Regions from separate parts of the Homo sapiens genome. Here region 1 is linked to region 2. The links are chromatin contacts, found by Hi-C or POLR2A ChIA-PET in ENCODE. All regions are on one chromosome and are shown on one strand. Each heading gives the region's core, a stretch centred on a gene start or an enhancer-like site at or near the end of the contact. The rest is flanking DNA. Distances are from core to core; before and after follow the strand shown.

Evidence for each region. Hi-C counts contacts between places; a loop is a spot of excess contacts on that map. ChIA-PET counts read pairs that join two places held with the same protein, here RNA polymerase II (POLR2A). Pooled maps may share reads with other maps.
Region 1: a map with no recorded cell type shows a loop between it and region 2 (3-fold over the local background). The contact joins two enhancer-like sites. A Hi-C loop is called at or near these places in 1 of 37 single-sample maps with no recorded cell type and 2 of 50 pooled maps. POLR2A ChIA-PET finds 5 or more read pairs at or near these places in 1 of 52 experiments (B cell).

The regions. Positions count from the first base shown.
Region 1 is chr16:10,736,644-10,740,317 of GRCh38, forward strand. No RefSeq gene overlaps it. Among named protein-coding and RNA genes, the nearest start is that of NUBP1, 5.4 kb to the right of the region's middle. RefSeq lists an enhancer at 1,065-1,114. Within about 2 kb of position 1,813, at least 28 of the 41 ENCODE cell types and tissues checked have a DNase peak (open chromatin) inside an H3K27ac peak, as active enhancers do; they include B cell, where a contact is called at or near this core.
Region 2 is chr16:8,943,142-8,946,466 of GRCh38, forward strand. All of the region lies in intron 1 of USP7 (ubiquitin specific peptidase 7), which reads right to left. Among named protein-coding and RNA genes, the nearest start is that of USP7-AS1, 18 kb to the right of the region's middle. RefSeq lists an enhancer at 1,542-1,741. Within about 2 kb of position 1,435, at least 3 of the 41 ENCODE cell types and tissues checked have a DNase peak (open chromatin) inside an H3K27ac peak, as active enhancers do; they include B cell, where a contact is called at or near this core.

The sequences.
Region 1 (3,674 bases), core at 563-3,062, 1.8 Mb after region 2:
GAATTCGAGACCAGCCTGGCCAACACGGCGAAACTCCGTCTCTACTAAAAATACAAAAATTAGCCGGGCGTGGTGCCAGGCACCTGTAATCCCAGCTACTCAGGAGGCTGAGGAAGGAGAATCGCTTGAACCTGGGAGGCGGAGGTTGCAGCGAGCCGAGATTGTGCCACTGCACTCCAGCCTGGGAGACAAAGCGAAACTCTGTCTCATTAAAAAAAGAAATAAACTGATAATTACTAACACCTATATAGGGCTTGAAAGTGCCAGACACTCTAAAAAACTGTTTTACTCATTAACTTGTTTAATCTTCCCAACAATAATTCCTTGAATATTATTGTTGACATTTTTCAGAGACGGAAACTGAGACAGGGAGCCTGAATGCGAACACCTGGCATTCAAGGATCCACGTCCTTTCCAGTTTCTCTCTATATAATGCATCTGAGCCTTGTTTTTCGACTCAATTATGTGTTGAACACCTGGTGTGTATATAGCCCCTTGTTATATTTGCCGGATCCCAGGGAAGAAGCAGAAAATTTTCTACACCTAAACTTAATTTTGTTTCCATTGCCTGAGTACCTTGATCATAGGTGGGGGGAGAGCTCCACCTGCTGGTATAACTAAGGAACCGCAGGCACTTCCTGTGTTTTCTAAGGGTGCTCGCTGACCTTGTTTGAATATTTAAAGTGCCCCTGTCTGGCTGAAATTTTTAGCCGCTGTAACCAGGTTTTAGTCTTGTTTCATCCACTAATCTTTTTTTTTTTTTTGGTAAGGCAGATTCTCGCTGTGTTGCCCAGGCTGGAGGGCAGTGGTGAGATCGCCTGCCAGGCTCAAGCGATTTTCCTGCCTTGCAGCCTTCCGAGTAGCTGGAACTACAGGCGCACACCACCACATCCGGCTAATTTTTATATTTTTAGTAGATACAGGGTTTCACCATGTTTGCCAGGCCGGTCTCAAACTCATGACCTCAGGTGATCCACCCACCTCGGCCTCCCAAAGCGCTGAGATTACAGGCATGAGGCACCACGCCTGCCCAGTTTCCCCCATTTTTAACATCTTGCATTAGTGTGGTACATTTGTCACAGTTGATGAACCAATATTGACACATTATTATTAAATAAAGCCCATGGTTTATATTAGGCCTCACTCTTGGTGTCGTACGTTCTATGGGATTTGACGAATGCATAATGACATGCATCCACCATTACATAGTCACACAGAGCAGCTTCCCTGCCCTAAAAGTTCCCTGGGCTCCCGTTTACCCCTTATCCCCTCCCACCCGCTGAACTCCTAGCAACCCTGATCTTCGGACTCTATAGTTTTACTAATTTATTTTTAAAATTATTTTGAAGTCTATTTAAATCCTTGGCACTTACTTAGCTTTGTAAATTTAACTTTCATTTTTAGTCATTATTCACCATCTTCAGTCAGAGGAACTGAAATAAAAAAATTTAAATTTAAATTTAAAATCTAGTCTTTCAAAATCACAGAACTAAGTAAGTGTAAAGGAAAATTACACAAAATTTCAAATGCTAATTTTTGTTAAGTTTATGGCATTCATACTTCGGAAGTTGTTAGAATGGAAAACCGTGCTCAGACTTCTGGAACGCAGTGTGTTCAGTTCCGCAGGCCAGGAATGGCCTCCATGGGGAGATGCTGCTGAGACTTGGCCTGTCACAGAGGACTGGGCCACAGCCAGATAGGCGAGAGACAGGCAGTGGCCTTTCCTGGCAGAAGGGCCTGTGTGAGTGACAGCAATGAACTAGGGTGCCAGGCAAAGGCCAGCTGTTTAGTGAATAGACTCGATATTCTCAGTGACACTCAGGCTGGAAGGGTCAAAATGAGTCATGCAGGCTACTGAACACCATATGAAAACTGGGCCTTATCCTGTGGGCCATAGGGAGCCACTGACGGTTTATGAGCAGCAGAGTGACTTGGTCTGATTTTCATGGGGAAAGAATGTTAAGACTGAGAAACAATTCAGGGAACTGTGGGAAACATCACTGTGATCCTGGATATCTGGTTTTCCTCCACTTCCAGTCATATAAAACTGTACTTCCTATACTTTTTTAGGCATGACCATGTGACTTTTTTTTTTTTTTGCGACAGAGTTTTGCTCTTGTTGCCCAGGCTGGAGTGCAGTGGTGTGATTTCGGGTCACTGCAACCTCTGCCTCCCAGGTTCAAGCAATTCTCTTGCCTCAGCCTCCCAAGTAGCTGGGATTACAGGCATGCGCCTCTGTACCTGGCTAATTTTTGGTATTTTTAGTAGAGACGGAGTTTCACACTATTAGTCATGCTGGTCTTGAACTCCTGACCTCTAGTGATCCAACCGCCTCGGCCTCCCAAAGTGCTGGGTTACAGGCATGAGTCATCACGCCCAACCTTTTTTTTTTTTTTCTGAGACAGAGTCTCATTCTGTCACTCAGGCTGGAGTGCAGTGGCACAATCTTGGCTCACTGCAACCTCTGCCTCCCGGGTTCATGCAATTCTCCTGCCTCAGCCTCCTGAGTAGCTGGGATTATAGGCGCACACCACCACACCCAGCTAATTTTTTGTGTATTTTTAGTAGAGACAGGGTTTCGCTATGTTGGCCAGACTGGTCTTGAACACCTGACCTGGTGATCCACCCGCCTCGGCCTCCCAAAGTGCTGGGATTACAGGCGTGAGCCATCGCGCCTGGCCTTTTTTTTTTTTTTTTTTTTTTTTTTAGACAAGGTGTCACTCTGCTGCCCAGGCTGGAGGGCAGTACTGTGATAACAGCTCATTGCAGCCTCCAACTCCAGCAATCGTCCTGCCTCGGCCTCCCAAGTAGCTGGGACTACAGGCATGCACCACCTTGCCCAGTTAATTTTTAAATTTTTTGTAGAGACAGGGTCTCACTATGCTGTTCTCCAACTCCTGGCCTCAAGCAATCCTCCTGCCTTGGCCTCCTAAAATGCTGGGATTACAGGTGTGAGCCACTGCACCTGACGTGTGTGACTAATTGTAGCCAATGAAAAGTGGGCAGATAGGTGTCATTTCTAGTGGAAGCATTTCAGAATCAGGGTACAATTCCCCTGGCTTGTGTCCTCTGTGTTCAAAAGGGGCCACAGGAGACGGTGGAGCTTCAGTCTGTGTCCCTGAGGAACCACAGGGAGCAGGAACCTCTGTCCATGAAGTTACATATGGAGCAAATGCCAAAATAAACTTGATTGCCTTGAGCCACTTCAGTTTGGGGATGTCTGTTTTGGCAGCGCAGACTAGCCTATCCTGGCTGAAACAGACACTGTTGCAGGACCAGGAGGAGGAGGGGGCCTGAGCTGAGGCAGGAGGGATGCTGGAAGGCATGGAGTGTCAGTTGTCTATAGCTACCCCAAACTCAACAGTGTCAAACCACCAGCATTTAGCTAGTTCACCAGCCTGTGCATTGGCCAGGTGGTTCTTCAGGACTCACGCATCTATGGCCAGTTGTGGGTCTGGATGGGTGGATCTGTGGGTCTGGATGTGTGGATCGGTGGGTCTGGATGGGTGGATCTGTGTGTCTGGATGTGTGGATCGGTGGGTCTGGATGGGTGGATCTGTGGGTCTGGATGGGTGGATCAGTGGGTCTGGATGGGTGGATCTGTGGGTCTGGGTGGGTGGATCTGTGGGTCTGGATGGGTGGATCTGTGGGTCTGGGTGGGTGGATCTGCAGCT
Region 2 (3,325 bases), core at 185-2,684:
CTTAAATAAAACTATTTGTTTGGAGCTTTCAGTTTAGCTTCATTATGTAAAAATCATCTGTTCCCTAGAGATCATCCTAACTACCAAAAGTGCCTGTCCAAACACTGATGATTGGTTTTAATGCTGTGTTGTGCACTGAGAGGGGTTTAATATACAGCACAAGTAAAGAGCTTATAATTACGCCTGTACTGCTTCTACATGTATAGTCTGCTCCGCAAAAGAAACAGGATTATCTGCTCAACTGTGCAGCACAATGCAAGTAGAAGTTGCAGCACGCACGGCCGGAACCGAGCTGCACAGATGCAGTTAGGGCAAGGGATGCCCCTACCTGGATGGAGATCTGTGACACACAAGAGCCAAAGGATCAACACCGAGAATGCAGGGCCCCAATGCCATGAGAAACACAAACGACTAACCAACAGGCTCCACCTCCCTCGTTAACGTGGGATACCACTCTTCCTCTGCTGGATTAACGGTGAAAAGCAATGGAGATGCCCACCAGTACTGAAGGTCTAGCATATGGGTAGAGTCGAATGGCTGGCGGGAACACACTTTTCTAGAGTCAACTGTCCTTCCCAAAGGCAATATGTATTAAAATCAAAATGTTGAATGTCCTTTCACTCATTTTGAAATGTTACCACAAAAACCCATTCCCCAAGAAAATGAGCATTCACGCTGGGGGATAAACACAAACAGTGCTTCGTGCACTGATGCACAACTTTAAACATAAGTTTAATTTTTCACAGGAAAACATTTTGGTTTTTAAAATTTCATTTCTCTATTAAATTTATTGTATTGCTTATTCTACAATAATTGGGTTTTAAAGCAAAACTATAAGGTGCGGGGGAGGCAGTATACAGGAGTTCAAGACCAGCCTGGGCAAACATAGGGAGACCCCCGTCTCTGAAATTAAAAACAAACAAAAAAGGATGAACTGGGACAATATCCATAATACATCAAGTATATAATGGTAGTTCCCTCTGAGGAACAGAAACTCTCCTTCTTGCCTTTTTGCTTGCATGTTTGAATGTTTCCGGGAATATGCATTACTCTTAAAACAAAAGCAAAAATACGCAGAGCAACAGAGGTGCAAAAAAAAAAAAGCACAGCCAAAATACTGGCTGAGGCTTGACACCCCCTTGGCAGCTGAGAGAGGGGGTGCAACAGCTGCCCGCCTGGAGTCAGGAGGAGGCCAGAGTCCTGGAACAAAGGAATTGCCTGGGCTATTTGTGGCCTGGAAGGTCCATTTACACCTTGGCAACTAAGTAGCAGCTTCCTCTCTTAAATGTCTGTTTTTCCCTAAAAATTATTTGAAAAGACAAGCCAGTTTGGGGACTGGGGATGAGGTCAGAGGTAGAAAGGAGATTTTTATACATACTCTTGGTTGTGCTAATGTAAGTCCTTTAAAAATAGTCAAACATAACCAACTTCAAACAGGTTCCTTTATTTGAATAAAACCACAAAAGGGAACAACCTAGCACAGAAAGAAAACTATTTTTTTCTCTTTTGCACCATGTCACAGGCTGCCAGTCTACTCTAGGCCACTGGAGACACAGACCACCATTCAGGTTTTAATCCCCTTTAGAGGGGACCTACTCAGACTCTCATGGAACACCTGCAATTCAAGGGCTGTCAGATCTTTTGAAAAACTAGCGTCAAAGGTATTTTGAAAAGTTCCTGGCGGCTGGACACAGTGGCTCATGCCTGTGATCCCAGCACTTGGGAGGCTGAAGTGAGGGGCAGATCGAATGAGGTCAGGAGTTCGAGATCAGCCTGGCCAATATGGCGAAACCTCGCCTCTACTAAAAATACAAAAATTAGCTGGGTGGACCGGGCGCAGTGGCTCACGCCTGTAATCCCAGCACTTTGGGAGACCAAGGCAGATGAAAGACCTGAGGTCAGGAGTTCAAGACCAGCCTGACCAAGATGATGAAACCCCATCTGTACTAAATAAAAATACAGAAATTAGCTGGGTGTGGTGGCGGGCGCCTGTAATCTCAGCTACTCAGGAGGTGGAGGTTGTAGTGAGCCGAGATCCTGCCACTGCACTCCAGCCTGGGCAACAAGAGCGAAATTCCATCTTCAAAAAAAAAATAGCCAGGTGTGGTGGTGCACACCTGTAATCCCAGCTACTCGGGAGGCTGAGGCACAAGAATCGTTTGTACCTGGGAGGTGGAGGTTGCAGTGAGCCAAGACCATGCCACTGTACTCCAGCTTGGGCAACACAGCAAGATGCTGTCTCAAACAAACAAACAAAAAGTTCCTGGGAAGACTAGTTGTCCAGAGAGTAGCAAAGGAAATCTTGTTTTATTTGTTCATGGGTTAGTGGGGGCTTTGGGAACAGTTCAACCTATAAACCAACAGACACCTTGAACATTTCTGTGCACTAGTGATGTACTGTGAATGCTAGCCATTCATAAGAGGAAAATCACTGAGACTGGGGACATACCGTGCCCATGGAGTGGGAGACAGCACAGTAAAGATGTTCTCCCCAAATTAATCCATACATTTAAACACAGTCCAATTAAAAAGCAGGATTTTTCATAGCTAAGGACAAGCTGATTCTAATATTTATATGGAACAATAAAAGATTGAGTAGGTAAAACAATTTTGAATAACACAGATCCACTGGGTGTGGTGGCTCATACCCTATAATCCCAGCACTTTAGGAAGCCAAGGCAAGAAGACTGCTTGAGGCCAGGAGTCAGAAACCAGCCTGGGCAACATAGCGAGACCCCACTTCCAAAAAAAAAGTAAAAATTAAAAAAAACAACAGCACTGATTGAGAAATCACATTACCTGATTATGAAGCTTCCATAATCAAGACAGCACTGCTGGCAAAGGAACGGACAGGGGAGAATGGAAGAGTCCAGAAACAGATCCCATTTGATTTTTGACAAAGGTACAAAAGCAATTCAACGGACAAAGACAGTCTCTAACAAAAGTCATGGAACAAATGGACTCTACAGCCCCTCCCCCACAAGACTCTCAACCTAAACCTCACACCTTATACAAAAGGTAGCTCACAATGAAATGTAAAACCCCAAGACTGTAAGAAAACACAGGAAAACATCTGTCATGATGGGTAGGGCAAATATTTGGACATAATACCAAAAGCAAGGTTCAAAAAAACAAAACACAACAACAACAAAAAAATGGCAGGCGGCGGTGGCTTAAGCCGGTAATCCCAGCACTTTGAGAGGCTGAGGCAGGAGGATCACTTGTGGCCAGGAGTTCAAGACCAGCCTGGCCAATATGGTGAAACCGCATCTCTAAATAAAGAAAAAAACTGTTGATCAACTTTGCTCCAGAAAGACTTATGCTC